Regions from separate parts of the Homo sapiens genome. Here region 1 is linked to region 2. A link is an interaction called in ENCODE POLR2A ChIA-PET data of the cell type or tissue named here. Cell type or tissue: PC-9. All regions are shown on one strand. Links, peaks and the distances in the headings refer to the core of each region. The heading gives the core; the rest is flanking DNA.

The links. Peaks named below come from ENCODE experiments on the same cell type or tissue, not always from the same donor. Only the 100,000 strongest peaks of a DNase experiment are listed, where the experiment ranks them.
Region 1: POLR2A ChIA-PET joins it to region 2 with 7 read pairs; 2 of 35 experiments call an interaction of 5 or more read pairs at or near these places.

Annotation. Positions count from the first base shown.
Region 1 is chr12:93,707,546-93,723,931 of GRCh38, reverse strand. The region is part of intron 2 of CRADD (CARD and death domain containing adaptor protein); the gene reads right to left. It overlaps CRADD-AS1 (CRADD antisense RNA 1), which reads left to right. Exons shown (of 3, transcript NR_110092.1): 3 at 14,849-16,141. Among named protein-coding and RNA genes, the nearest start is that of CRADD-AS1, 22 kb to the left of the region's middle. In PC-9, for the core only: no CTCF peak of the experiment used is centred there; a DNase peak (open chromatin) is centred at 9,411.
Region 2 is chr12:93,783,403-93,799,788 of GRCh38, reverse strand. All of the region lies in intron 2 of CRADD (CARD and death domain containing adaptor protein), which reads right to left. Among named protein-coding and RNA genes, the nearest start is that of CRADD-AS1, 54 kb to the right of the region's middle. RefSeq lists enhancers at 13,513-14,712, 14,725-15,224 and a silencer at 15,042-15,336. In PC-9, for the core only: no CTCF peak of the experiment used is centred there; a DNase peak (open chromatin) is centred at 8,828; H3K4me3 peaks cover 411 bases; H3K27ac peaks cover 1,691 bases.

The DNA of each region.
Region 1 (16,386 bases), core at 4,455-12,454, 75 kb after region 2:
TAACGGGCCTGGAGGGAAGAGAAATTCTCAGCTCTAGCCCACTCAAGCCTTCCATGTGATGAACAGAAACATATAATTCCAGCCGAGTCTAGCGACCCTGTCCCACCTAAGAGGAAATAAAACCTGAGAAACACTGTGAAGTTCACAGTCCAGAGGCACAGGCTTACTCAAAGACTGAGACCTACTCATAGGACAAGAGAACACTTCTGTATTCACCAGGCAGTTTCATCATTCCCACTGCCCAGCAAAGCCGATGCACTGAACAGCAGGTTTTTGCAATAGAGAAAGAGTTTAATAAACCCAGAGGCAGCTAAGCAAGAGGACAGGAGCTTATTATTACTCAAATATGCCTTTCCAAAAATCCAGAGGCTATGGTTCTTCAAGGATAATTTGGAGGCAGCAGGGTCGGGAATAGGGAATGCTGATTGGTTGGGTTGAAATCATAGGGAGTCGAAGTTTGTCTTCTTGTACTGAGTCAGTTCCTGGGTGCGGGCCAAAAGACCAGATGAGCCAGTTTACCAGTCTGGGTGGCACCAGCTGGTTGGTTCATCAGAATGCAGGGTCAGAAAAATACCTCAAACACCAATCTTAGGTTTTACAATAGTGATGTTATCTATAGGAGCAATTGGGAAGTTTAGGAATCTTGTGGCCTCTGGCTACATGACTCCTGAGCCAGAATTTCTAATCTTGTGGCTAACGTTTCAGTTTTACAAAGATGGTCTAATCCCTAAGCAAAGAGGGGGTTTGTCTCAGGAAGGGGCTGTTATCATCTTTGCTTCAAAATTAAACTATAAAGTAAATTCCTCCTATATTTTGTTTGGCCTATGCCCAGGAATGAATAGGAACAGCTTGGAGGTGAGAAGCAACATGGAGTCAGTTAGGTTAGATTTCTTTCACTGCCATAACTTTCCTATGCCAAAATTTTTCTCATGGTCATAATTTTTGCAAAGATGGTTTCACTTCCTCTCCTCCCACACTTCTATCACTACATTACTAAAGGCCTACTTAAGAGTGATCCCTTTACCCCATATTCATGCCCAGCTATCAAGAAAAAATTACAAGGCATACTAAAAGGCAAAACAACACAGTTTGAAGAGACAGACCAAGCATCAGAAACAGACATGACAAGGATGTTGGAATTATCAGATAGGGAATTTAAAACAACTATGGTTAATTTGTTAAGGGCTCTAATAGATAGTCAGCATGCAAGGACACATAGGCAATGTAACCAAAGAAATAGAAATCTTAAGAAAAAAAAATGTTAAGGATCAAAAACACTGTAACAGAAATGAAGAACGTCTTTGGTAGGCTTATTAGTAGACTGGACATAGCTAAGGAGAGAATATCTGAGCTTAAGAATGTATCAATAGAAACCTCCAAAACTGATAAGCAAAGAGAAGAAAGACTGAAAAACAGAATATCCAAGAACTGTGGGACAAGTATACAAGGTTTAACATAGGTATAGTGGAAATACTAGATGGAGAAAAAGAAAGAAACAGAAAAAATATACGAAACAATATAGGCTGAGAATTGCCCCCAAATTAATGCCAGACACCAAACCACAGATCCAGGAAGCTTAGAGAATACCAAGCAGCATAAATGCCAACAAAAACTATACCTAGGCTATCGTTTCAAACTACAAAAAGTAAAAGATAAAGAAAAATTCCTGAAAGAAATCAGAGAAAAAAAGTAAATTGGCTATAGAGAAACAAAGATAAAAATTATATCTGCCTTCTCAGAAATCACATAATCAAGAACAAAGTGGAGTGAACTATTTAGTGTGGAGAGGAAAAGAAAAAACCCACCAACTTAGAATTCTTGTACCTTGTGAAACTATCCTTCAAAACTGATGGAGAAATAACGACTTTCTCAGACTAACAAAAATTGACAGAGTTTGTTGGCAGTAGACCTGCCTTACAAGAAATGTTAAAAGAAGTTCTTTTGAGAGAAGGAAAATAATGTTAGGTCAGAAATAAGATCTACATAAAGAAAACAAGAGCATCAAGAAGGAGTAAGTGGAGGTAAAACAAAAATGTTTATTTTTTTAATTGATCTAACAGATCAAAGTTTGTTCAAAATAATAATGGCAACAATGTATTTGGTTATGTATGCTTATGTGTACAGTAGTCCCTTATTATCCATGGGAGATTGGCTTCAGGGCCCCACCCCCAGTGGATACCAAAATCCATGAATGCTCAAGTCCCTTATATAAAATGATGCATTATTTGCTTTTAATCTACATACATCATCTTATGTACTTTAAATCATCTCTAGATTACTTATAATACCTAATACTATGCAAATAGTTGTTATACTGTATTGTTTAGAAAATAATGACAAGAGAAAAACATCTGTACATGTGCAGTACAGATGCAATTATCCCTTATTTTTCAAATATTCTGATCCACAGTTGGTTGACTCCATGGAGGCAAAGCCCACATATATGGAGGGCTGTGTGTGTATATATATATGTGTGTGTGTTTGTGTATGTGCATACACATATAGTTATATACACTAACGTATAAGTGAAATGAATGACAGCATAAGACAGGAGGGAGAAATTAGGAATATTTCATTATTATAATGAAATACACTGCCCATGTATTAGTACAGAGTTATTTGAAATTGGTCTTGGATGAGTTGTAAATATATACAGCAAACTTCTAGGGAAACCACTTTAAAAAAGTTTAAAAAAACAAAAAAAGGAGCATGGTGGCTCACATCTGTTAATCCCAGCACTTTGGGAGGCCAAGATGGGAAGACTGTTTGAGCCCATGAGTTTGAGACCTGCCTGGGCAACACAGTTGAGACTTCATTTCTACAAATAATTTTTAAAAACAAGTATACTTTATATGTTACAAAAGAGAAAATGGAATAATGTAAAATGATTTAATACTAAATAATAAACCATAAAAGGCAAAAAAGTGTGGAAGATAAAAATAGAAACAAAAAACAAGGGCAACAAATAAAACACAATAACAAATATGGTAGGTATCCAACTATATACCCAACTAACAATCACCTCAAATGCCAATGGTCTAAACACACTAATTGAAAAACAGGAATTGTCAAGGTAGATCAAAAAACAAAACCCAATCATATGTGGTCTACAAAAAGTCCACTTTAAATATAAAGACATATGTAGATTTAAATGGTTGGAGAAAGCTATACCACACTAACAATAATCAAAAGCAAGTGGGAGTAGCTACAGTAATTTCAGACATAGCAAACTACAGAGCAAGAAAGGTTATCAGAGATAGAGAGAGGCGTTACAAAATGATAAAGGGGTCAATATTCCAAGAATACGTAACAATCATTAGTGTGTATGTGCCTAACAACAGAGCATTAAAATACATGAGGTAAAACTGATAGAACTGTAAGAAAAAAGAGGTGAATCCACTATTACATTTGGAGGCTTAGCATCCCTCAGAAATAGGCATATCTAGCAGGCAAAAAATCAGGAAGGACATAAACTCAACATCAATCAATTGTATGTAAATGACATCTATAGACTATTCCATCAAACAACAGCAGATTACACATTTTTCTCAAGCTCATGTGGACTATTCACCATGATAGACCACATTTTAGGCCATAAAACACACTCTAATAAATTTAAAAATATAGAAACCATATAAAATCTGCTGTCAGATCACAATGGACTTAAATAAAAAATTAATAACAAAAACATAGCTGGAAAATTCCAAAGTACTTGGAGATAAAACAATACACTTCTAAGTAACATAGGGGTAAGAGAATTCTCAAGATAATTTAAAAAAATATTTTGAACTAAATAAAAATGGAAACAACTTATCAAAATTTGTAGTTTCTAGCTAAAGCAAAGGGAAATGCATAGGATTTGGATGCAAAAATTAGGAAAGAAGAAAGACCTAAGATCAACAACCCAAGTTTTCCCCTTTAGAAACTAGAAAAAGAAAAGCAAATTAAATCCAAAGTAAGCAAAAGCAAAAAAAAGTATAAAAATTAGAGCAGAAATTAACGAAAGAGAACACAAGAAATCAATGGAAAAAATCAATAAAGCAATGTTTGCTCTTTGAAAAGATAGATGAAATCAGTAAGCATCTAGACAGGCTAAGAAAAAAGGAGACAGAATACAAATTACTAATATCAGAAATGAAAAAGAGAACATCATTACAGATCCCATGAACATTAAAAGGATAAAGAAGTTTTATAAACAACTTTATGCCCACAAATTTGATAACATACCTGAAAAGGAACAATTCATTGAAAAACACAATCTGCCAATACTCACACACAAAAATAAACAATCTAAGTTGGCCTGCATCTATTAAACATTTGAATCAATATTTAATAACCTTTAAAATAGAAAGTACCAAGCCCAGGTGAGTTCACTGATAAATTCTATCAAACATTTAAGGAAGAAATTGTAACAATTCTCTGCAATATCTTTCAGAAACTAGAAGCAGTGGAAATACTTCCTAACTCATTCTATGAAGTCAGCATCACCCTAATACCAACACCAAAGACATTACAAGAAAAGAAAACTATGGACCAATGTCTCTCTTGAACATAAACGCAAAAATCCTCAAAAAAGTATTAGCAAATCAAATCTAAAAATGTATAAAAAGAATTATACACCATGACCAAGTGGGATTTATCCCAATTATGCAAGGCTGGTTCAACATACAAAATCAATAAATGTAATCTAATCCATCACATCAACAGACTTAATTAGAAAAATCACATGATCATATCATTTGACAAAACTCACCACCTATTCATAATAAAAACTTTCATCAAACTAGGAATAGAAGGGAATCTCCTCAACTTGATAAAAAACATATTTTTAAAAACCCTGCAGCTAACATCATACTTAACAGTGAGAAAGTCAGCCAGGCACAGTGACCCACACCTGTAATCCCAGCACTTTGGGAGGCTGAGGCAAGAAGATTGCTAGAGCCTAGGAGTTCAAGACCAGCCTGGGCAACATGACAAAACCCCATCTCTACAAAAAATACAAAAATTAGTCAGGCATGGTGGTGCACATCTGTATTTCAAGCTACTTGGAAGACTGAAGTGGCAGGATTACTTCAGCCCATGAGATCAAGGCTGCAGTGAGCCATGTTCACACCACTGCACTCCAGCCTGGGTGACAGAGCCAGACCGTGTCTCAAAAAAAAAAAAAGAGAGAAAATTGAGACTTTCCCACTAAGACCAGGAACCAGGCAAGGATGTCCGTTATTACCACTGCTTTTCAAGATCAAATTGGAAGTCATAACTGGTGCAATAAGACAAGAAAAAGAAACAAAAGGTATGTAGATTAAGAAGGAAGACACAAAACTGTCTTCTTCACAGATGACATGATTGTCTATGTAGAAAATTCCAAAAGAATAAACAAGAAATTCCTGGAACTAATAAGCAATTATAAGAAGATTCAGAATAAAAGTTTAATATACAAAAGTCAATTACCTCCCCATATACCAGCAATGACCAAGTGAAATTAAAAATTAAAAACACATTACCATTTACATTAGCACCCCCCCAAAGATCAAAATGCTTAGGTATAAATCTAATAAAATACGTACAAGATCTATATGAGGAAAACCACAAAACTGGTGAAAGAAACCAAAGAAGAATTGAATAAACAGATATCCCATGTTCATGGACTCAACACTGTCAAAATGTCAGCTATTCTCAACTTCATAGATTCAATGCAATCCCAACAAAAATCCCAGCACACTATTTTGTGGATACTGGCAAACTGATTCTAAAGTTTATATATAGAGGCAAAAGACCCAGAACAGCCAACTCAATGTTAAAGGACAAAGTTTAAGGACTGCCACTACCTGACTTTACGGCTTAATGTACAGCTACAGTCATCAAGAGAGTGTGATATCGGTAGAAGAACAGACAAATAGATGAATGGAATAGAACAGAGAACCCAAAACTAAACTCACATAAACAAAGTTAAGTGATCTTTGACAATGGAGCAAAAGCAATACAATGGGGCAAAGACAGTCCGTTCAACAAATGGTGCTGGAACAACTGAACATCCACGTGCAAAAAAACAAAAAGAATCCAGGCACAGATGTTAGACCCTTCATAAAAGTTAACTCAAAATAGATCACAGGAAGGGTGCGGCGGCTCATACCTGTAATCCTAACACTTGGGGAGCCCAAGGTGGGTGGATCACTTGAGGTCAGGAGTTTGAGACCTGCCTGGCCAACATGGTGAAATCCCATCTCTACTAAAAATACAAAAATTACCCAGATGTGGTGGTGCATGCCTGTAGTCCCAGCTACTTGAGAGGCTGAGGCAGGAGAATTGCTTAAACCCCAGGAGGCGGAGGTTGTAGTAAGCCAAGATCATGCCACTGCACTCCAGCCTAGGCAACAGAGCGAAACTCTAAAAAAATTAAAAATAGATCACAGACCTAAATGTAAAACACAAAACTTTAAAATTCCTGGAAGATAACATAGGAGAAAATCTAGGTTATTATGGGTATGGTGATGACTTTTTAGGTATAACACCAAAGGCAGAAATCCATGAAAGAAATAATTGATAAGCTAGATTTCATTAAAATTAAAAAGTGTGCTCTGTGAAAGGCACTGTCAAGAGAATGAGAAGATGAGTTAGACTAGAAAAAATATTTGCAGAGGACACATATGATAAAGGGCTGTTACCAAAAATAGACAAAGAACTCTTAAAATTCAACAAGAAAATGAACAACTTGATTTAAAAAATGGCCAAAGACCTGTACAGATATCTCACCAAAGAAGATATACAGATGGCAAGTAAGTATGTGAAAAGATGTTCAACATCATATATCATTAAGGAAACACAAATTAAAACACAATGAGATACCACTATACACCCATTAGACGGTCACAATCCAAAACTCTGACAACACCAAATGCTGGTATAGTGTGATGCAACAGGAACTCTCATTTATTGCTGGTAGGAACACAAAATGGTATAGCCACTTTGGAAGACAGTTTGGTAATTCTTCACAAAACTAAACATATTCTTAAAATATGATCCAGCAGTCATGCTTCTTGATATTTACCTAAATGAACTGAAAATGCATGTCCACACAGGAACCTGCACATAGATGTTTATAAGCAGCTTTATTCATAATTGCCAAAACTTGGAGCATTCAAGATATCCTTCAGTAGGTGAATGGATAAATAAACGGTGATATCCAGACAATGGGATATTATTCAGCACTAAAAGGAAACGAGCTATTAAGTCATGAAAAAACATGGGGGGAACTTCAATGCATATTGCCAAGTAAAAGAAGCCAATCTGCAAAGGCCACACACTACATGATTCCAACGATATAGTAGTCTAGAAACGCAAAACTATGGCGATAGTAAAACAATCAGTGGTTTCTAGGGGTTGTGTGGAAGGAGGGATGAACAATCAAGAGCACAGAGAATTTTTAGGGCAGTGAAAATACTCTGTATGATTCCATAAATGTGGATACATGTCGTTATATATTTGTCCCAACCCATAGGATGTACAATATCAAGAATGAACCCTAAGGTAAACTATGGACTTTGGGTAATAACGATGTGTCAATATAAGTTCATCAATGATAACAAATGTCACACCTCTCCTGGGAACTGTAGACAGTGGGAGGAGCTGTGCATCTGCAGGGGAAGGGAGTATATAGCAATTCTTCATACTTTCCACCCAATATTGCTGGGAATCTAAAACTGCTCTAAAAAATAAAGTGTATTAATAAAAAATAAACTTTATAAGACCATCTTCAAAAATTAGCTCATCTAAGTAATTTTTTTCCTTTTTTTTTTTTTTGAGGTGGAGTCTTGCTCTGTCACACAGGCTAGAGTGCAGTGGCACAATCTCAGCTCACTGCAACCTCCGCCTCCTGGATTCAAGCGATTCTCATGCCTCAGCCTCCCGAGTAGCTTGGATTACAGGCATCTGCCACTACGCCTGGCTAATTTTTGTATTTTTGTATTTCACCATGTTGGCCAAGCTAATCTCGAACTCCTGACCTCAAGCGATCCCCCCGCCTCAGCCTCTCAAAGTGCTGGGATTACAGGCATGAGCCACTGTGCCCAGCCTAAATAATTTTTTTCTACTTCAGATTACTTCTTTATCATAGACCAAAGAAAATGGGGAAAAAGGATTTAAGAAACTCCTAAGAGGCTAGTAAAAGTTGTTACAGCCACAGAAATTACAAGTAAAAAGAGTTTGGAAAAATCTGTTTATACCACCAATTCACATATACTTCCATTAAATATAGCTCTAAATATTTGCCATTAATGCTAAAGATGAAAAAAATTTTTTTAAATTTCTATTTATTTATTTTTGTAGATATGGAATCTTGCCATGTTGTCCAGGCTGGTCTGGAACTCCTGGGCTCAAACCATCCTCCTGCCTCAGCCTCCCAAAAATAGTTTTTTGACAAAACATCCTAACACTAAATTTCACCCAACTAGTTTCTTCCCTCCTCTATGGTAGAGGCCCACTGTCTCAATTCTTTCATATTTCTCATCATAAACAGGTTCCTCTACAATAAATGCCTGTTCAGAACTGCTAACATTTGTATGTGTTTACCAATGTTCTTGTGAAGTATTTTTGTGACAAATAACTACTGTTATGGACATATCATTTGCAGATAATGAAAAATAAAACCAAGATTCTCTTCTTTGCTGATGAAGTCAGGAAGGTGGAAAGGGCAAAGCAAGAACTCTCACTCTTACCCTATGAGTAATTTCAATAGAAATCAAAGGCGTTAACTTCTCGGGTCCTCAATTTTTTCTTCTCTAAAAAGAAAGAATTGTTTAATAAAACTCATCCAAGGCTACAATCATCAATGGCAGCTAAAACCACTTAGTGAAAGAATTTTTTTTTTAATAAAAAAAGGACATTGGATGATGTCTCAACTCCCAAGCACTTGATGTTTGACTTGGGAGTGGTGCCCTCAGTCACACCTAAAACTATCTGCGGCAGACCCTGTTCTTTTTGGCTGACACAAATGCCATTCCCAACCTCCTTCTCCTCCTGTCTTGTCTCAATCGTAGAGTCTAGAAGAGCAAACATTCACTTTGCAGCCTCCCTTGTACCAAGGAGTGGCCATGAGACAATTCTGCCCAATGAATCAGAAGAGGAATTGTGTTGAGGATTTCTGGAAAGACTACTTCTTTTCCCAAGAAAAAGTGACAGACGCAGTAGGGGCTGAGCAACTTCCGTGCCTCTTCCAGCCTTACGGATGTGCTGTTGGTAGCTGTGACTGCCTTGCTACTACGAGGAAAAGGAAGGCCAAGAGAATAGCAGAGACACTCGCTCTGATGCCTTTGAGCCAATGAATCAATGCCAGAAGCAGCTGACCTCCAGAGTTCTTGTTACAGGATTAAAATAAATCTCTACTTATTTGCCATTGTCACTTTGGTTTGTTTGTTTGTTTACTTGTTGCCAAGCACATTCCTAACTGATACACTGTTCACCAGATTCCCTGGGATTAGACAATCAAACATCTTTCTGTAACCAAGAATGCAAAAGCTCCTCAACTGGAAAATACTCATGTGAAAGTTTAAAGGAAAAGCACAGGGAGTGAAATAAAATGCTTTCTTCTCCTGCCCACGGAATCCATTTATTTCATGTAGCTGTAAAATCAGCCCTTTGCCCAATTTCATCAAGTCACAAATTCTCAGGATTGGAAAGGCATTACTTTTAACCACCTGATCTCCCTCTAAACAACCTCATTAAGCAGCTATTTAGCCTCTTCTTGAATTATGTATAGTGACAAGGAATTCATTATCTCTAGAAGGAGCCTATATTTTCTTTGGACAACTATTTTAGAAGGGTCTATCTTACATTAACTTGCTTTTTCTATGTCTTCGTTCGACCTTTTGAGAAACACAGAACAGAAAGAATCTCTTTTACGAATGAGAGCCATCCAAAGAGCTGAAGGCAGCTGTCATATCACCTCATCTGCACAGTGATATCCACCAGTTCCTTCCACCTTTCCTCCTGAGAGAGGTGTCAAGTTCTAATGAATGCCAGTCACATATATAATTTTAAATTGTCTAGTAGCCACGTTTTAAAAAGGAAAAGCCAGATGAAATTAATTTTAATATATTTTATGTAACCCAATATATCAAAAATATCATTTCAACAGATATTCAAAATAAATCATGAGATATTTACATTATTTTTTCATACTAAGTCTTTGAAATCTAATGTGTATGATATAGTCAGCCCTCTGTATCCCCAGGTTCTGTATATGCAGATTCAGCCAACCTTGAATTGAAAATATTTTTTAAATAAACAATAACAATACAACCATTAAAAAAAACGTTAAGAAAACAAACAAACAATATAACAACTATTTACAAAGCATTTATATTGTATTAGGTATTATAAATTATCCAGAGATGATTTAAAGTATACAGGAGGCTGTATGTAGATCACATAAAAATACGATGCCATTTTTATATGAGGAACTTGAGCATCTGTGGATTTTGGTATGTGCAGGGGGTCCTGGAACCAATACCCCTCGGACACTGAGGGGTGACTATATTACATGGTAGTCTATAATCAACTTACAGGAGTCACATTTTCACGCTCAATGGCCACACATAGCTACGTGCAACCATATTGAACAGCACAAGTCTGACAGAAGAACATAACACTGTTTTCTGCAGAGTCACTACAGACAGCATTCAGTTAATAAGATAAACTGGCAAAATATCATGGTGCCAAGTTTCTGAACCTAGAGTACCGCACAGACCTCTTTTGAAGTGGTGGGAAGGAGAACTAAATCTCATGGGCTCCTGAGACTGTGTCCTAGAACTTTCAGAGGTCAATGTACCCCAACTGAAAAACTGTTTTTGAAAATGGCTTTAAAAAAAAACGATCTTCAAAATAAAGACACACACAAAAAAGATTCTATTTTGCTTGAATTTGAGCAGCTCTATGGTCCCAGATTGAAAACACTACTGGAACAGAGAGAACACTGGTCTGAAGTCAGGGAGTCTTTATTCTCAATTCTGCCACCAAGCTCAGTAGTCACCTGAAAAAAAAAATCAATTCATTTCTCCAGGCCTCTTTTCTCTAAGGGTGCTCCACTTTCCCACTAAACAACACTGTCCTAAGCATTCACAAATCATCCTTTTAATAACCCATTCTAGAATTCTGCCCACAAGTAGCATAAAGCTCCTAGTCTACAGTTTTTAAGCCCACATTCCTCACTCTCGAAAATCAGAATGTCATTTACCTGTCTTCATAATTCCAACAATTTCTCACTCTTCAAAATTCCATAAAAATAAAAATTAACAATGAATTATCCCTGGGTTCTTTCAGTGTCCTGGAACAGAATGCTTCTGGATCAAAAATCCAAAACCCATTTTGAACAACTAAACAATCTTTTACAATCCATTCAACTTTCGCAAGCTTTAATTTAATGTTACTAATGTTTTTTCTGGCCTGTTCAAAATAAATATTCCTGCCTTTCATTTATTGACTTTACGAGTACTTGTCAAGGACCTACTGTGTATGACAACACACTAGGAATACGGATGAGCTGTAAAAAAGATATGTAAATGCTGTCCTTGCTTGCAAAAGGCTGACACTAGCAATAAGTGAAAGACAATAAACTAGCATATAACTAAGCAGGACAATTTCAGGTAGTAAAGAATGATATAACAATAAAGCTATATTTGAGAGCAATATCATGCTCCAGATACTCTTCTAAATAGTAACTAGTTTAATCCTCTTAACAACTCTACGAAGTATGTACCTCTTTCATTAACCCCACCTTTATACATGAGAAAATAGAGAAAAAGAACAGTCAGTGCTAGAAAAAAACAGAACATAGGAACTGTGAGAGGGCGAGTGTCTAGTGCACTGTTAAGAGTCTAGGAGACCAGGTGTGGTGGCTCATGCCTGTAATCCCAGCACTTTGGGAGACCGAGGTGGGCAGATCACCTGAGGTCAGGAGTTCAAGAGCAGCTTGGCCAACATGGTGAAACCCCAATTCTACTAAAAATACAAAAATTAGCCAGGAGTGGTGGCTCACGCCTGTAATCCCAACTACTCAGGAGGCTGAGGCACAAGAATCACTTGAACTGGGGAGGTGGAGGTTGCAGTGAGCTGAGATTGTGCCACTGCACTCCAACCTGGGGGACAGAGTGAGACTCTGTCTCCAGAAAAAAAAAAAAAAGAGTCTAGGAGGGTACAAAAGGTTTTTATGAGGTCCTCTGGGCTGAGGCTTGAATGAAGAACCAGCCACACAAAGATCTAGGGTCAGAGTGTTCCAGAGAGAGGGAACAGCAAGTACAAAACCCCTAAAATGGGATGAATTTGGCAGAATGAACCTCAAGGGCTCAAGGAACAGAAAGAAATAAAATGTGGCTGATAAAGAGGGAGGGGAGAAGAGTAAGAGAAGAGGTAAAGAGGCAAGAGTGGGAGCTAATTTATGATGAGGAGTCTGGATTTTATTACAAGTACAATGAAATCCCCCCTCGGGTTTTTAAGCTGGAGAATAACATGATCTGACTTACATTTTTAAAAGATCCCTCTGCTTGCCTATGTGGGAAATCAACTGTAGGAAGCAAGAATTGAATCAGAGAAACAAGGACAGTGAAGATGGAAGCCAAGCAGCAGTTGAGTAACTCAAGCTTCCCTCTGCCATTTAACATTATCTCAGCCCAGAGCAACTGGCTTGTTTCCTTTTTGCTTCTTTTCCTGAGTTTACTTGTCCTGCTGATGGAGTCACTTGCTCTAGGTTACAGTAAGACCCAGAGAAGAGCTGAGGACCCCCTTCAGATTCCTTTGGCTTTTGATTTCAACCTCTAATATACCCAGAGGAACATGTACAACACAATATGAATGGCAAGTAAAGCAAAAAAAAAAAAAAAAAAAGGCGGGGGTGGGAGGGTGGGGTGGAGGGGGGCAGTCAATCAATGATCATCTTCAGCTGTGGCTCAATAAAGCCCAAAATGTTCAAGCAATTCACTCTATAAACAATTCATAGCTCAAAACCAAAGGGTTCAAATAATACTCAAAGGCCTTGGACTTCACTAATAATACCTATCTTTTACTGAAAAGATAATGCTAACAAATATCTAAGCATACTGAGGAGGACTGTCAGCAAACTTCACCACTAATCATTCTTCCTATCCCTGTCTGCGCATCCCAACTATCCCATCAAGAAGGGGCATTTACTTCCCCTCCCTTTGAATTTGGGCTGGCCTTGTGACTCATTTTGACCAATAGGATGTGATGAAACTGATGTGCCAGTTCTAGATCTAGGCTTCAAGAGAAATAGAAGCTGGCCAGGCATGGTGGTTCACGCCTGTAATCCCAGCCCTTTGGGAGGCCAAGGTGGGTGGATCACCTGAGGTCAAGAGTTCGAGACCAGCCTGGCCAACATGGTGAAACCCCATCTCTACTAAAAATACAGAATTTAGCCAGTGTGGTGGTGTGCACCTGTAATCTCAGCTACTAGGGAGGCTGAGGAAGGAGAATCGCTTGAACCCAGGAGGCAGAGGTTGCAGTGAGCCAAGATTGTGCCACTGCACTCCAGCCTGGGCAACAGAGCAAGACTCCGTCTCAAAAAAAAAAAAAAAAAAGGAAAAGGAAAATGAAGTAAAAGCTTCCTTATTCTCACACTTGGAACCCAGCCACCATGCTGTAAGGTGGCTGGTCTAGATACCAGGGGAAATGAGATATTATGGAGGAAAACTAAGGAACTCTAGTGCACAGCCAACAGGAAACATGAGAGTAAAGCTTTCTTGGGCATTCTAGTCCAGCCAAGTTCTGAAACTGAAAACATCTGCTGTATTAGTGATGCTAGCAGACACCACCACATGGAACAGAAAACCACTCAGCTGAACCCAGCCAACACACCAAATTGTGAGAAATAATAAACTGTGGTTTTAAGTCACTATATTTTGGAACATTCATGTGGAATTTCAACAGGTCAATACAAAAAGCTGGATATTCCAGACAGAAATATGAGCAGGAGAAAAGACAAAGAAATGGTATAGTACAGAATATTTTTCAAGAAAGGCAAGTTCTCCAATAACTGCCACCAGTCATGAACCAGCTATTCTAGTTAAAATGAACCACTTGTGGAAAGTACTATGGCTCAAAGACCTAAAAGCAGAACTACCATTCGACCCAGCAATCCCATTACTGGGTATATAGCCAGACGAATATAAATCATCCAACCATAAAGACACACACACATGAATGTTCACCGAAGCACTATTCACAACAGCAAAGACATGGAATCAACTTAAACGCCCATCAATGACAAACTGGATTTAAAAAATGTGGTACATATGCACCATGGAATACTACACAGCCATAAAAAAGAATAAGATCATGTCTTTTGTGGGAATATGGATAGAGCTGAAGGCTAATTACCCTTAGCAGACTAACTCAGGAACAGAAAACCAAATACTGCATGTTCTCACTTTTTAGTGGGAGCTGAATGGTAAGAACATATGAATACAAAGAAGGAAACAATAGATACTCGGGTCTACTTGAGGGGAGAGGGTAGGAAGAGGGAGAGGAGCAGAAAAGATAACTACTGGGTACTGGGCTTAATACCTGGGTGATGAAATAATCTGTACAACAAACCTCTGTGACACATGTTTACCTACCTAACAAACCTTCATATGTATTGCCAAACCTATAATAAAAGTTAAAAATAAAGAAAAAAATAAATCACTTCCTGTGCAAGCCCTATTACAATGCTTACATATTCGCAAAATGGTTTGCAGGACTCAGAGTTGTAAAATAAGGACCCCTGGTGTCAGAGAGCTGATGCACATGATCTATGAATATATTATGTAACTTTCTGCTTCTCTTTCACTCTGCCTTGCAGGCATCCAGCAATATCATCTATTCTCCACTTTGCTAAATCTTACCTTTGGCAGAGCCTTCATGAACAAGATTGGTACCCATATAAAAGAAGCCCGAGAGAGCTATCTTGACCCTCCTACCATGTGAAGACACAACAAGGTACCGTCTATGAACCAGGAAATGGGCCCTCACCAGACACCTAATCTGCTGGTGCCTTGATCTTGGACTTCCCAGCTTCTAGAACTGTGGGAATTAAATTTCTATTGTTTATAAGCTACCCAGTTTACACTACTTTGTTCTATCAGCCCAAAAAGCACACCCTGTTTCAAGATTCTGCATTCATTTACTCATTCATACATTCAACCATATTTTGTTGGGCACCAATGATGCCAGGCACTACTCTAGGTGCTCAGGATACAATAATTAATAAGGCAGACAATGCCCTGGCTTCATGGAGATAAATGTGTTGATGAACAGGAAGTAGATAGAGTGGTCAGAGAAGGCTGGTGGAGAGCACAGTTGACCAGAGATCTGATGGAAGTGAGAAAGCAAACTATGGGAATATCTGGAAAAAGAGCATTCCAGGCAGAGGAATGAGCAAGTGGCAAAGATCCTCAAATGCCTATACTTCCATGGAAGAAGGCCAGTGAGTGAGGAAAAGAGAGGTAGCAAAGGGGATCAGAGAGGATACAGGGATCCAGATCTCAAAGGGACTTGTAGGTAATGGCCACCACTTTGGACTTCATGTTTTCGGAGTGACGGAAAGTCCCTACAGCCTTTCCCAGCCCCTAGCTAAGCCTCTATTGATTACTTCTCCTTCTTGTGCTCTTATCACCTGTACTTTTATTTACCAGTTAGTCTATATTCCATGGATTTCTATTCATCTCTTGTGTATCAATTCTATGTCCTCAACTATGTCTCAACGGCAAGAATCAGTCATATTCTCTTCTGTATTCCCAGGGCCTGGCACCTAACAGATGCTCAATAAATCTTTCCAGAAGGTGATAATGATGATGTAATCTCTTAGAATCTTTTCTAGCTGTTAAGATCCATGATGCCTTTGAACTCTCTCAACAAACTAGTTTGCACAATGACTCAGAGGACTGACATCTTTCTAGATATTTTGAGATTATATTCATGCCACTTTTAGAGTCTCCATCCATCAAATGACTAGAATGAATTACATCAGAGTTTTGTCTAAATGAAGGCTGTGCCACTTGGAATGGGATTCCCTTACATGGAACTACCTACTAATATTTGCACTTTAAGCCACCTGAACCTCAGGAGAGTAATAAATTGCTATTAAATAAATGCTATTCTGATGTGATCTCATCACTAGCCATTAATGATGGCCTCAAATCCTTTGTTTCTTCTCCCAATGAAAAGTGAAGGATAATGCTACTCCCCTCCCTGACCCCCTCCTGACCCCAAGTCTGGGTTGAATTTAGTGACTTACTTGACCAATAAGCAGGAGAACTGGTGTTCTGGGACTTATGAGTCTACATCCTGAGAAACCTTCAGCCTTGAAGCTTCCATCCTCACATTTTGGGAAACCCAGCT
Region 2 (16,386 bases), core at 5,732-13,731:
TCTTATTTCTGTCTATACCCCTACAGCAATGAGACTCTGATTTGCCCTGTTCTGATTTACAGCTTTAAACTATCTGGGTATTTTTTCAGCAATTCAGAATAAAACAGTCATTATTTCATATCTTTATTTTGTTCTCATGATCTCAAGTCAAAGATTCAGTTTGTTAAACAACTTAGGGTGGTAAAGATGTATTCTATAAAATGTCTTTCAATGGAACATTTCCACTGCAAAAGAAAACGGCAGACTGATCATGCTTACAGTTACATGCTATGATCTTTTTATTGAAGGTTGTAATCTGATAGTGGGTCATGACTACCTGGGAATAGAAGAGAGGTGACAAGAGGGTACTCCCTATGCAGAAAGGGTGAGCAATACTTTAGGAAACTCCTGGTGCATTTCTATTTACATGTGTGTGTGTGCTGGGTTACAATATAAAATGCATTTCAAATTGTCTGAATGTGGCCACTGTAGGTGACTGAGATTTGCATGCATCACAGTCACAAACATAACCTCAGAAAGTAAAATCAAGAGGCAGGACTCCATTGGAAGATGATCCAGAATAAGGTTACATTCGTTGTTTTAGTTAATCATTTACATAAAAATACCTAGTTCTCATAGAATTTTTGGATTCCTTGGGGCCTTAAATCCCAATTTGAGAAAGAATAACACAGTTCAAGTCCCTTATATTAATATAAGGAAACCAAAGTTACCCTGGTAGAAATGCATGTCCTTTCTCCCCTCCCCCTCTTCCCTCCCTTCTTCTCCTCCCTTCCCCCACTCCTAATTATGTTCCTGGGAGTCCCTCCCTCTTCCACACAGGTGTAAGAGAGCCCAGGGCTCCTAAAGCAGTAAGAGAGCCAGGCTACAGGGCGTGGACTGGCATGGGAGGGCTGGTTGTTGGCATGGCTGGGTATCCCTGGGCCTCAGAGAGAAACTCATCAGCACTTCTTGGCCTGCTTTCCTCGGACTCACCTGTGCTCACTATCAGAGTGCTAAGTAGAGGCACATCTGGAGGGGAAGTTCTTGCCAAAGGAGCCAGCCATGTGGTTTGGTTTGGCTCTTTAGTAACAGTACAGTAATAGTAACAGCTGTGGCTTGGCAGTTCCAGGTGTTCAGGAGCTGAGGTCTCTCAGTCTCTTCCAACCTTGGAAAGGAAGAATAATGGTCAAGAGCCCAGTCTCTGGAGCCTATTTGAGTTCAGATCTAACTGCCACCTACTAGCTGTGACTTTGAGTAAGTCACTTGACCTCTCTGTTTCTGAGAGGTCATGATTAAAATGGAGAGGAGGGAGGAGCTGATAATTGCTATCTCATAGGGTTGTTATAAGGACTGAGTGAAGTGTAACATATGTAAAATTCTTACAAGAGTGACTGACAAAGGTGCAATTATGACTCAATCAGTCTTATTTCTGTCTATAACCCTTCACCTTACCCTTCATTCCAGAAAAAAACACAAAAACCGAGAAATACTTCTGCTTCTACTATATCTAGGGCAGTGTCCCCAAGAACATTCATCCAGCAAATATTTGTGGGGATTCACAAAATACAGACAAAACACAGTTTCCTGCCTTCAAGAAAGGTATCATTTCCTGGGAAAAAAGAAAAAGTCATCCCACGAATTATAAATCATGTTCCAAGGGTTAAAACAGAGAAAACTACAGGATCAAGGAGGAGCAGCGGGATTTTGCCAGAAGGAGTCTCAGGTGAAGCTGAAGGAGGAAAATGAAGCTTCAACTGAGGCTTAAATGATGTGGAAAGAGATTGTTTCCAATCTTGAGCAAAATCTTATTGGTTCTCTTAATAAATCACCCAAAGCCTGAGTGACACAACTAAAATGGAAAAACAGAAACAGTTGATTCAATAGGGTGCTGGGACTGCAGGCTCGATCCTGGAAGCCCCCTAAAGGCAGGAACTGCCTCTTATTGCCCTTTCTACGCCATACTTGCCTGCCAGACACTGAAGGCACATTTGGCTGAATGTGTCCTTTTGTCTTTATTTTTAATATTGCTATTGATATATAATTATGCATTGTTATAATGTTCTTTGTGCAATAAAAAAATTGTAATAGAATTAAAGACATATAAACATACCAAGCACACATAAAATACAGTACCAGCAGTTGAGTTACCTATTGCGGTGGTTTTAAAATTCTTTTGGCAAAGTTATACCAGGTACCACCAAGATGTGGCCCAGACATTATGTGGGATTCTTATTGCCCTTCAAGATGTAGGAAAAAATTGGCTCAAACTGCCACCAACTCTATAGCTTCTGGAAACCCAAAACCCGTCTTAACATTTTGGTGAGGGATGATGTTCTCAGGGCCTCCTTCATTCCTGGGCTCCCTTTCCCATGACTGTTGTCTCTACACTACCTGCACTGACTGTGATGTGAATGAACGCATCTCCAAGTTCACCCCCTGAAATCCACTCCACACTACATGCTGTACTTCACAGAAAAGTCTGGAGACCATGAGGAACAGGTGCATCAAGACCCTCCCCACAATTTTATGCCATTTAGTTGATGCCTGCCATTCTTCCACCCTCCCCTCTCTTTCTTTCTCTCATGTGTTCCCCTCACTCTCAAAGCAACCAGTAAATGCTTGCCCTTGGCTTACACAAAGCAGCTCTCCCAATACCCAGGCCTTTGGGGTTTCCTTTTCTTCCGCAAGCACTCATCAAAGTGTTTTCCCCCAAGATTATTTTCTTCATAAAGCAAATTCTGATGCCAGATGTTCTAATGATAGCATTTCCATTTTCCCCACCTCCGAATATTTGTAAGGAAGAGGAGGGGTTGGTCCCAGTGGAGGAAGCAGCTGCACCAAACAGATGCAACAGTGGCCAGTGAAAGCAGCAGAGGTGGTACCAGGATGTGCCACGTGATATCCAGCCTAAGATGCACGTGAGCACGTGAGACACTGACAAGGGCAGAAGAGAGGTTTGCAAAGGGTTAGAGCTCTAATAGATAGCACAGGGTCATCAGAACCAGCAAAATTGAAATGATTAATGTCAAAGAGACTCATTAACCATGGGGTCTTAGAAAATAGGGGTTTCAGGTAAAAACTCATAAGAAAAATTATAATCTTGACAAGGAAAAGTCTAGCCCCATAGAAATGTTTTCATTGATCTAAAAGTAAATACTTAATACTAATAAAGAATATGTATTATCCAGATGGCTTTTTTTTTTTTTTTTGACACCGTTTTGCTCGTCACCCTGCTGGAGTACAGTGGCGTGATCTCGGCTCACTGCACCCTCTGCCTCCTGGGTTCAAGTGATTCTCCTGCCTCAGCCTCTCAAGTAGCTGGGATTACAAGTGCCCACCACCATGCCCTGCCAATTTTTGTATTTTTAGTAGAGATAGGGTTTCACCATGTTGCCCAGGCTGGTCTTGAATTCCTGACCTCAAGTGATCCACCTGCCTTGGCCTCCCAAATTGCTGGGTTTACAGGTGTGAGCCATCGTGCCCAGCCCAGATGACTTTTATATGGTAGTTCATAAAGAATGATCCTGACAAAAGAACAGATTTGTATTTATACCATGCAAAGGAATGTTAATTACAAAACTGTTGGCTATGGCAGAAAAAATTTCCCAATGGCTTAGCTTTATATAAAGTGTTCCCTTAAGATATATTACCTGAAGAAAAAGCTCAAAAGTCCTTGAAAAAAAAACCAAACTTATCCTCCCAGCTACTTGATAAAATAGACATAGATAGCTATTATTACATGCATTAGATAAGTAGATAATATTTAGCAGTTCCAACTTATCCCCAGTCTAGAAGATTCTTGAAGTACTTATCTACTCTAGGATGTGACAAAAGATTTCACCTTGGTTAGGAATTTCCTTATGCCCTCCTCTGAGAAGATTAGAAATTGTTCAAATCCCTGGGACATCCCTAGTGTGTCTCAGTCCAAGAGCCAAATTAATATCCTTGCCCTTGTTCTAGCTATTTTACAAGAGGCTGCTCAATTGTCACATGAAATTAGGATTTGGGTATAGCTTTTCGTTATATAAATAAGCTTGAGAAAGGGCCTTCCTAGCAGCTAATCTGACTAAACTAGAAATATATGGGTTGTTTTCCACAGGAAAAGAAAAATAGATGGGAAAGGGAAAGAAAGGAGCAATTTGACAACTAAAAATAGTTGGGAAAAGATAAGAAGAAACAAGTGAGTCTTAGAGCAAAGGAGTGAATGGAGCCAACAGATCTCTGTTGCTCTTTGCTCAGATGGGGTAGGCCTTGGCTCTGCCAATGAGTGGTGTAAAGTCCAAATACTGTAAGGGAAGAGGACGTGCGAGCAGCCATGAAATATTCCTTTCTGAGAAACTAGGAAACTGGACAAGACCCCTCCGGATGGTGCCCAGGATAGAATGTGACTTGAAAATGACAAAGAGCCCAAAGTGCAGTACTTCTTTAACCTATTTAAGAATGTTGAACAAGTCTTTACACAGTTTGCAAGCACACAGTCCAGATGAGCAGGAACTTAGGGATGGGGAAGAAGCGTGGGATAAAACTGCACAGATTCGCCTTTGGGGAAAAGTTCCTTGATCCTAAATCACAAACAAAGTAATTCATTTGTTTATTCATGCAATAAACATTAACCTTCTATATGTTCCAGACATTGTTCTAGGTGCCAGGGATACAGCACTGAACAAGACAAACAAGGTAGCTGCTCTTCTGGACTTTATAGGTAGGGGCAAAAAAATAATACATAAACACAAATGCTTTACATAAATTAAAATAAAATGGGCTATGAGATAGAGTGTGGCCTGGGGTTATATGAATACTTTACATAGGGTGGTCAGGTCAAACCTCTCTAGGGAGGTGACTTAAGACGAAACCTAGGTAGTAAGAGGAAGCCAGCCTTATGGTGATCTGTATAGCAGGGAGAGAGAAGAGAACTGCAAAGGCTTTGAGGTAAGACTCCCACTTGGTATATTTGAAGAACAGAAAAGGGATCTGTGTGACAGCAGTAGTGAGTCCTGGCAGGGTGGGGCAGACATAGGCAGCAGGTACATCACAAAGGAGTTCGGCTTTCCTTCTAAGTGCTATGGGATGCCAATGGGTGAGTTTAAGTGGGGGAGTGGCACTTCAGTTTAAAGAGACCACTCTGGCTGGTCTCTCCATGGACTGCCAGGGGCAAACACAGAGGCAGAGATGGATTAGGAGGTGATATGGAAGTCCAGTGAGAGATGTCAGAGGTTCGGACTGGGATGGTAGCAGGAGAGGAGAGGAAAGTAGATGAATTCAGGTAAATTTGGAGATATGACAATAGGTCATAGTGATAGGCTGGATGTGGGATATGAGGGAAAAAGAGCAATCAAGGGTGATGCCTAAGGTTCGGGGCTCTAGCAGCCAGATATATAACAGTGTTATTTACTGAGATGGGGGTACCAAGAGGTGAGGAAGAAAGGAAGAAAGTAAGGCTGGGATTAAGAGTTATGATTTGGATACATTAAATTTGAGATGCCTCTCAGATTCAAGTCTGGAAGTCAGGGCTACAGATGTTAAGTTAGCAACCAGAAGGTATTTAAAGCAATGGGACCCAATGAGATTACTCAGAAAGAGTACAGAGAAACCCAAGGATGAAGCATTGGAGGCTTTCCAACAGCTAGAGGTCAGCTGTTGGAAACCAGCAAGATGCAGAAGAAATGAGAACATGTGGGTGCACATGAGCCAATAAAAGAAAATGCTCCAAGAAACAAAAAGTGACCTATTGCATCAAATGCTGCTGAAAGTCAAGTAACATAAGAGAGAATTAACCACCCCATATGGCAAGATGGTGATTGGTGGGGACCCTTAAAAAGGTAATTTCAGTTGGCTGGTGGGGAGGACAGCCAAGTGAATGGGTTGCTTAAATAATGGAGGATGAGGATGTACAAATGAGATATACAGAGAGTTCCTTTTAGAAGCTCTGCTGTGAACAAGAGCAGAGAAATGAAGTAGGTAGGATAGTAGTCAAGGAAGGTTTTTGTTGTTGCTGTTAACTTTTTATTTTCAAAGATATAGAAAAGTAGAGAAAACAGTATCATGAAGCCCCATGTCACTTGCTTTGACAATTATCTGCCCCTCATCCCACTTCTTCCACCTATTCCCCAACTCATTCCCAACTCTTTACCCACAGGATTATTTTGAAGCAAATCCCAGACATCATTGTAAGGAACAATTGTTTTTAAGTGAGAAGTACTATTTGTTATGAAAAAAGGAAAACAGAAAACCCTGTTATACAGTGCTCTCACTGAGAAAATTCCAGCTCCATCACTTTAGCAGACTGTCTTTAATAAAATGTATGAACTGTATTCTTCCTTTAAAGCAGGATTCTCAAACTATCGCCCACAGCCCACTGAATGGACCACGAGGGGTTTCCACCTGAACAGCAAACCAATCCAGCAAAGCACAGGTCCTTCCATTTTTATAAAGGATAGAGGAAGTCCAAGTTCACCTTTTGTTTTCTAGCTTTATATTTGTGCATAATATAGCTTAAGTAATATAGCTTATTAAGTAAGTTATTTAGGATTACTAAAAGTAGTACATTTCTAGAGTTTCTAGATAAGAAGTCTGATTGCCACACAATGCCTGGCACTGATGTGGAACGCATATGCTGATGGTTGCAATTTCTGTAAACTGGGGGAAGGATGCATAATCCCCCGTGCACGTCTTGAGTTGCTTATGGTTTGCAATTCTATTTTTGTTTTTTCACTATAAATTATTAAGCTTCATTAGCAATTTATGGTGGGTTATCTGGCTAAACTCTGAGTATATAATGATACATATGTGACTATTAAGAAATTTGCAACTTGTTCAATCTTCAGTTATCTGTGATCCTAGATACAAAGATTTGAGACAGAAAAAAATTAAATCCAGAAAATTCTATATATTGTTAACATTTTCTGTGGATTCAGGGGAAACTTTAATTTTATGGAAAACCTCAATCCAGTTAAGACAGTATAGCAGTTAAGAGCCTAAATGGGATCTAGAGAGTGCAGGTTCAAATCAAGGCTTTGCTACTTAGTAGCTACATGACCTTGGGAGGTTATCTAACTTTTCTGTCTCTCAGTTTCCTCGTCTGTAATTGGGGATTATAATAGCATCTACTTCATATATTTAAATGAGTGTCCATAACTGAAACAGTACCTGGCATATATTAACTTCTATATTTTTCCATAGAAAATATTACTGCTATATCCACTACAACAATTCCTACAACTATTACAGTTTATGACACCAGGGTTCTGAGAGAGGACAACCTGAAAATCATGAATATGACTGAAATCTTCCTAAGTGGTAGATCTAAATACCATAAATGGTGGCTAGCTTTATAGGAAAACCCATTTAACCCGTAATATAACCAAACTATTCACTAAGAGCACTAGCTTGAATTTTGGATCTTGGAACTATTTGGTGCAGAAAGCAGCAAGATAGGTATCCTTCTCTGAATACAGGCCAGCCATAGAAAATGTTCTATAATAGATGAAAGAGGGTCTCCAGCATCTTCTTTCCTCCTTTCTGTAAGCCTCTTCTACCTTCTAACTCCTTGCTTTCTAAGCCCCAGGTATCTGATAACTTGATTTTGTCCTGAGTCCTCCCCTGTAATACTTAGCAGGCCAGTTCTCCCCTAAGACATTCTATTTTTCAAAAATGAGTTATTCTCTAGGATGTTCCACTTCCAGCTATTGTGAAGAGAAAAATGCTTTTATAAAATGTATGGTTACTTATATATGGCTAATAACATCTTAAGATTCTCAGAAGTATTCCTATTCTTAAAGTTCTTATCAGAATCTCTAGTTATTGGAAATTAAGGCAGATCAACAAAAAGTTAAGTGAAAAAATTCAACCAGTCTGGGCCACCATACAGCCTTGTCTGGAAGCCAGCCTGGAGACTAAAAAAAAAAAAAAAAAAAATCCATTAGGACTATTTGCATGTTTTCTTCCCTCTATTTTGAAACAATATAGTATTTATGTTATATTATTATTTCTTACTGATAAATAATAATTGTATCTATTTAGGGGATAAAATGTGGTATTTTTATATGCTTATACCTATGCTTATACCTATGGTTAGTTAGCTAGCTAACTCAACTAACTAACATATCCATCACCTCGTGTACTTATATTTTTGTGGTGTGAACATTTGGATTTACTCAGCAATTTTGAAGTAAACATTATTATTAACTACTACAGTTGCCATGCTGTACAATAGATCTCAAAACTTATTTCTCCTCTCTGAGATTTTGTACATTTGACTAACTTCACCTCCACCTGCCCTCCACCCCAACCCCCAGCCCTGGTAACCACCATTCTACTCTCTGTTTCTATGAGTTTAACTCTTTTAGATTCCACGTGCAAGTGAAATCACACAGTATTTGTCCTTCTGTTATTGGCTTATTTAACTTAACGTAACATCTGCCAGGTTTGCCCATGTTGTCTCAAATGACAGGGTTTCCTTCCTTTTTTTCAAGGCTGAATAGTATTCCATTGTGTGTATATGCACCACATTTTCTTTATCCCTTCATCCATTAATGGACACTTGGGTTGATTCTCTATCTTGGCTATTATGAATGATGCTGCAATGAACATGGCAGTGCAGCTATCTCTTCGATATACCAATTTCAATTTCTTTGGATATATACTCAGTAGTGAGATTGCTTGATCATACGATAGTTCCATTTTTAGTTTTTTGAAGAAATTCCATACTGTTTTCCATAATGGTTGTACTAATTTACATAATATAGTATTTTAAAAATCTTTTTCTCTGCAACAGCTCCTGTGGTAGCAGAGATCCCAACCCCAATGTATGAATGAAAAGGCAGGAAGTCGGGGGGTGGGGAGTGATTAGTCATCTGTAGGACTATCAAGAGTGTGTGTGTGTGTGTGTGTGTGTGTGTCATGTATATGGCATTTTATTTCTTGGAGGAGATGCAGATACTCAATAATCACTGTTAATTAAGTGATTTTTTTAAGTAGATGATTATGCTCATAAGAAATTCAAAATCTGGGACCTAGAGTCAATTCCTAAGGTCAGGAGTACAGATCATGCTTACCTGAAGAACTGTTCTGGTTTTTCAAATTTATTATAATCCTCCATTCTTCTAGCACAGCTGTCTCTTGCCTAAAGAAAAGCCAGTGGATTAAACCACAGATTTCATTCTCTGACTCGCTACGAAAAGGATTTTAGGGGATTTCCATCAAGAACCATATAAAACCATATAAATATTACACAAATATAGACTGTAAGCCAGAAAACTATAAATAAATAGAAATTTGAGACCAGCGAAAATATACACACAAGTATGCAGACCATGCTTTAGTTGAGTTTCTTTTTTTTTTATTATTATCATAATACTTTAAGTTTTAGGGTACATGTGCACAATGTGCAGGTTAGTTACATATGTATACATGTGCCATGCTGGTGTGCTACACCCATTAACTCGTCATTTAGCATTAGGTATATTTCCTAAAGCTATCCCTTCCCCCTCCCCCCACCTATAGTTGAGTTTCAAGTTTATCTCTGAGTATCTTGGGGGCCAAAAAGAAGAAAGCAGCAGCATCCATTAAAGTTATTAGAAATGATAATGTATGTTGTTTTCACCCAGAGAAACAAAGCTCTTTCTGCGGCTATAGGTTCCACAAGACATTTTTCAAATGAGTAGCAGAGTTGACAACATCCTTAACTCTGGGACCTGTGGCCAGAACTTAAACTTCTTAGGAGTTCCTAAAAAACTGTACTAAGTGACAAGCTCCCCAGAGGGTAGGAGAGGCTTGTGTTCCATTTACAGAGGCAGTACGAACACACAGTTTCCCAAAACCACAACTACTACCTTTAGAGTTCAGGCTACTTTCACATATTGTGAAATTTTAGATAAGAGGACCCAAAACAACAAGACATCTGTGGAGGGAGGAGAACAAAACAGAGAATAACTTAGACTGTGTTTGATTTTCCTTTCTAGAAGCTATCTTCTACAGAAAAACATCTCCTTTCCAAATTTTCCCTTCTTTCAGCATAATAAAGGTATACCATTTTTAACTACTTTATTGAGGTATACTTGATACACAGGAAACTGCACATATTTAAAGCATGCAATTTGATATGCTTTCACACATGTATCCAACCATGAAACAGTCCCCACCAGCAAGGTGATGTGCACACCCCTCATCCCTCAAAGTCTCTGCCTGCCCCTTTGTCATCCCTCCCTTCCACCACACTCTATGCCTCATCTCCAGCAAACACTGAGCTGCTTCCAATTTTTTAAAGATACATGATTTTTTAGAAAATGTTTCAAATCAGAAACTAAAGTCTATACTGAACATTATTGTTTTACATGTGCTCCTTAGTCATCCCCTGGCTCTTCTAAACCAATCGTCATCCTGTCTCTAAAGTGATTAGAAATACTGGAAGTCGAATACTGTATCTTCAGTTCTTTCATGCTCCTGCAGAGTTGGCTATGTCAAGGCTGCATGCACAGCCTGTTCAGGAAAAGTGGATGGACCACCTTTCCCCTGAAGCACATCTCCAGCTTCCCAGGCAATCCGCTGGAGGCAAGCTACACACATTCTGAAAATAAATGACTGCATCAGGTACTTCTTAGCCTCTGCTTGGGGAGAAACACTGACCTAGCCTCTCACAGAAAAACTCTGGTACTCTGGGAAATACGAAGATTTTGTCAGTCAACATAGGAAGTGGGAAAGAGAAAGATGGGGCAGGGGAGATTAAAAAATAAAAAAAAGGAACCACCACCCCAGTCTCTCACCTTGAAGTGGTTGACCACCAAGGATAAGACATACAAATAATGCACACAGAAAAAGAGCTAAGAACTGTAGAACACAGTGCTCCAGGGGTCCAAAGGAAGGAGAGGTGCTTCTATTTCAGAGTAGCCCAGGCTCCACTATGGAAAGGCTGATGACGACAGGGACTAACATCCACAGTTCCCCAAAGGCTCTCCCGTGCCCTGTCTCCTGTGATTCCCACAAGAGTGCTGTGAATAAAACAGTGGTATTGGTTTCCCTTAAATGGTGGGAAAACTGAACCTTGTATAGGTCAGGAGACTGCTAAAGAGAGGCAGAGCTGGGGCTGGAAAGTTTGTCTTTTGATCCCAATGCCATTGCTGTTTCTATGACACCAGACAGCGTTCTCAGGTGGAGGATATCTAGACAACTAGACAACAACTACCTCACACCCTCCCTTTAAAATCAAGAACATTCCTGAATCAAGAATAGTCAAGAGACAAAAATAAATTTTAAAAAATCAAGAACATCATTCTAACAAGGGTCCAGTGGTACATTTGCTAAGGAGGTGCTCTGAGAGCCACCACTGGGCCTCAGAGACCACACACACTGTGGTCAGGTGTTGATACGGGTTGGCTGTGTCCCCACCCAAATCTCATCTTGAATTGTAGCTCCCATAATCCCCACGTGTCATGAGAGGGACAAGGTGGAGATAACTGAATCATGAGGATGGTTTCCTCCATCCTGTTCTCGTAATAGTGAGTGAGTTCTCACGAGATCTGATGGTTTTATAAGAGGTTTCTCCCTTCGCTGGGTACTCATTCTCTCTCCTGCCACCTTGTGAAGAGGTGCCTTCCACCATAATTCCCGAGGCCTCCCCAGCCTGAGAAACTGTGAGTCAATTAAATCTCTTTCCTTTAGAAATTACCCAGTGTTGGGTATTTCTTCATAGCAGCATAAGAACAGACTAATACAGGTGACATGGCAGAGATGGGTTTCCTCCAGAGCGTACACACATTCCAATGGTCATGAGATGAGCCATATTTCAAATGCAATAAAGAGACTTACCACTTCACAACCTCCAAATAATCCTACAAGGAAAAGACAGGATAATTACCAACACTACTATTAATTACTCTCAAGTTTCTTGTTGAGTGAGTTTGCATTCTTGAAGATCAGGCTTCCTTAGGTGAAGCATGCTCATGGCCTCACCATCCTCACCATGGTAAGTGATAATGCCTGCCATACAGTGGACTCCAAAAGATGTTTGTGGAATGAACAAATGAGGTCAATAGGCCACACTACAGAACTCTTTAATTCTCATGTTAAACATGCTGATAGGAAATTATCTGTCCCTAAATCATGGCAGAATAATCACAGTCAGCTATGAGGCAATCCTTTCCAGTTTGGATAGTTTTAAAGAACTTGGTATAAGCATGTATTTCTTTCCATTAAGGTCCTTTGAGAGTGGATCTTATTTGTTTCATTTTCTTGGAGAAAATCTATCCCTGAACTTGAAAAAACAACATTTCAAAGGAAAAAACAAAGACACTGAGTTTGCTAAGAGGTTAAGTACAAGGTTCAGCAGACGTACTACAACACATGCACATGTGAGCACCACTTATTTCAAAGTTAGCCTGTTAGGGAGCTACAAATATATTCCAGTGATACTGGTTTGGGGCAAAAAATGTGCAGAATGCCTTTTTGGAACTATCTTTTTCTCTACAATCAGTTGATGTGATATTAAAAAAAAAAAAAAAAAAAAAAAAACCCTGTCATACTACTTTACAGTCCTGGCTCGTTTTTAACGAAAAATTACTCTAGCCAGTTTAACCACCACCCATGAGGCTGACTTAGTGATGAACAACTCTTGGCCAGTCCCTGACATCAAATCCACCTTCTAAGAATAAATACCACTAGGGTAAAAAAAAAAAAAAAAAAAAAAAATCTTCAGCAGAATGTGCTAAGGGCTCTAAAAGTAAATTCCAAAGAGAGACTTCAAAGATATTTTGAGCAATAGCAACATTATTGGAAGATATGTATAACCTCTCAAAGTGGACTCATACACAATTTGCACAAACTGCAATATAAATCCTTAAATAGCCGAAACATACTTGTAGGCAACAATTCCATTATGTTTTGGTCATCTTTACATTATTCCCCTGGCATAGTGCCTAGTACATAGTAGGGCATGCAGCAAATGTTTTCAAAATTAGATTTTCTATGGGAATAAAGTACAGAATTACCATTAGTCACAGAAGGGCCATTACTCACTAGACTTTTGTCCTAAGGAGAAAATGATGTCTCGTGTTTCCTCATTGTCAAAGGTGGGTTTTATTGCTTTAGGGGCTCTACCTCAAGACAGTAACTGACAGATCTATTTGGTTTTACTGCCTTCTACCTCTACTGGCAAGTAGAAAACTTATCCCTCTGAATGTTGTCTCTTAAAGAAATCTTTATTTTAAAACAACTAAAATGTAAATTGAAGGGATTTCAGAATCTATAAAGAAGCGCTGGCATCTACTACACTTTTAAAAACTGTGAGCAACTGGCCATCAAGACAAAAATTTAAAAATTATACAGGATCTACCTCCATAGAAAAGGTAATGGAATTCCCTTTGAGGATGTGCCTACTATGTATACTTAATACATAGTACCCGCAGTCTTCAGGAAATCCTACAAAAGAGGTATTATCATTCTCATTTCTACAGATAAAGAAACTTGAAGCTTTGAGAAGTTAAATACAGATGTATACGTTTACACATTCCTTAGAGGGCAGAGCTAAGGTTCAAATTTAGGTCTGTTAGAATCCAGGTCTGTCCTTCATCTCTCAACTGTGGAGTTTATTCCAGAAGTCTAAAGCAGAGGGCCCACTGGCCAGCCAAAGGGGGCCTAAAACAGTGATTTGATAAACATGAATGAATTGCCAAAGTTTAGAAATATGAGGTTTTGCATAAAACATGGATTTGTACCTCCATTATATCAAACCTACATCATTCGTGTCTTCATAGGCCCGGCAGTTAATGCTTTTGAGTCTGTGACCTTTGCTATTCCCTGCTGCCTCCCCAACACTTTCTTTTAAAGGAAAAACCAAACCTAATGCTCCACCAGTCCTGTCTTACCTGTATATCCCACAGGAATTTAGAATCATACCATTTTGATGAAGTAAGATACAATCACTGAGATCAAGTACACGACTTTATGGTGAATTTAAGGCCAAAGGGTCACGTGACTTGTTCATGGTCACAAGCTACAGGCCTCGATCCCATACGTCCTTATTCTTGTCTGCTCTGCTACTCAGATTCTCACTGGCAACCAAACATATATATGATTTAATGGCCTGTGAAGTAGGGTAACACCATTCTTCCACAATTCCCTTTGAAATGACTATCATGAGCTTGCATTTCTGATGAACATGCTGGAACTGCTAAGACTTCACATCTATTTTCTTTCATTTGCCAAAAGTCCCCTATAAATAAATCACTCAGCTTCCACATATCCTCTCCTTGGTCTCCCATTCCTGTTCTGCCAGGAGCTGCCAGCAGTAGCTGTGGTTGAATACTGAAGGGGAAAAGAAGCTACAAAGGAAGCCCCAGTGGAGCATCTTTGACTTCTAACCCATAGGCCAGGGGATCGGGAAGACGCATACCAGTGAGTGACTCATAGGTCACACATACCAGTGGGTGACTCAAGCCACTACCCTTTGGAGTAGACACAATTTTTATTTTCATTTCGGATGTTCGTCAGAGGAAATCAGTTTGAATCATTTTCAATTATGTAAATACTAAAGCATATTTCAACCACATAAGATGGTAAAATTTTCTCCTCCTTTCTCTCAAAGGTACTAAGTTTATCAAATTAAATGATAAAACTTCCTCTCCCAGACTAGGAAAATACACCAAAAAATAGCTTGCCAATTGAAAATTATTTTTAGAGGTGTTTGGAGTATATGCATTATCAAACATAGTTCCTATTTTAAAAAAAAAAGCAAAACACAACATTGTACTTATTCCAATGTTTCTATATGTGACTGAAGCCAGAAACTGTATTTGTCAAAATATCATTCTTTTGAGGAAAGTGATCAAATTAATAACGAGTTGTGCCTGAAGAGGTTTTGGAATCTCAAAGTAAGCAGGCTCTGTACTTTTCTAATTAATGAAGAACAGACAGCTCTTTATTAAGAAGAATCGACTTTTTATTTATACCAAAGTGGTGTTTCTTTGACATTTGTTTTTATTTCATTGCTGACCTACTTTCTTTCTGACAGTCTTGAATGAATATCTATTCTTATGTCCTTTAACCGTCTTGCAAGGTAGCCAGGCCAACTGGCTTTCCCCCTGGACAGTAAATCACTCTGGGACTCTGTGTTCTAATATCAACTCGGCCAGAGATTTGCCACGTGTGCTTTATCAGACTCTCCATCTCTTCTGCTTGACTTCAGACATCTGCAAAGCTGAAAAACAGCTCTGACACAGAACAAAGGGTTTTAAGGTGCTCTGAAAGCCCACAGAGGGCCAAACCATGACAGCTGTGGATTAGCACGTGCTCACTTCATTCTGCTGGTGCTTGGAGACTGCACAGTGGTTAGAAGAGGAAAGGCTCAGGGGTCAGACGGCCTGGGTTTAGAGCCCAGCTCTGCCATTTATTAACCGTGCAACCTTGGGCAACTCACTTAACCTCTCTGTGCTGCGGCCACCTCAGCTATAAAATGGGACATTGAGAGTTAAACATGATTAGATATTCAAAAGACTTAGTGCAGTGCCTGTCATACCATAAAACTTAGTAAATATCAGCAGTATTTATTATTTTTCCATTTTTGATGCCCTCACTGACATGCCCTGAGTGTGAGTAAAATTTTGTCATTCAGCTTGACTATATTTAGCGCCTCGATTCTTGAAGGAAACAACGTCAGAACCATTAGTATAATTTCCTAAGATCTAGTCAGACATCTCTAGGGCATAAATTGTTACGTGGGACCAGCCATGAAGTACCGCACTGCAGGTGTTTTGGAAAGTCGCACTAAATCTAAGCAGAGGATGTGAACCCCGTGCACCCTGCAGCAAGAGTTTGGCGAGGTGGCTTGCTACTCACTCTCTTCCCTGACTGATGTCTGGTTCTGACATCCAGAGCATGACACATGACAGATGACAGCGACACATCTGCACATGCCCACCAGCACACCCAGGTTTTACAAAAGCCAATGTCATTTTTTCAGTAAGTAAACAAAATAGTGGCACAAGGGATGTGCAGAATTTCACTTGTTCATTTGCTTTGACATTTTTAGGGAATTTCTTGTGATAGTCCTAAAAATATTTTACAAACACATGAAAAATGAAATTAGCCATTTTTCTCAGGCTTCGACTTCTAACAAAAAAGATTATCAAATATAAGCTTTTGAAGAACAAGCATAAATAAATGTTATTTTATGGCTTAAAGTTACAATTTATAGGCTTTTACTCTTTTCTGAATATGAAGAAAGTTGCCACACATTTTGCTTTTATCACTGCTTGCCTTTGATGAAATCTTTGTAATTGTTACAGTAACAACCATACCTTGCATCTTTCTCACATGCAAAAAACACAAATGCTACTCCACTTGATCTATCTTAATTTACTCATTGTTTAAAATTTATCCATAAACAAAATTAAAAATAAAAAAACTTAAAAATTATAA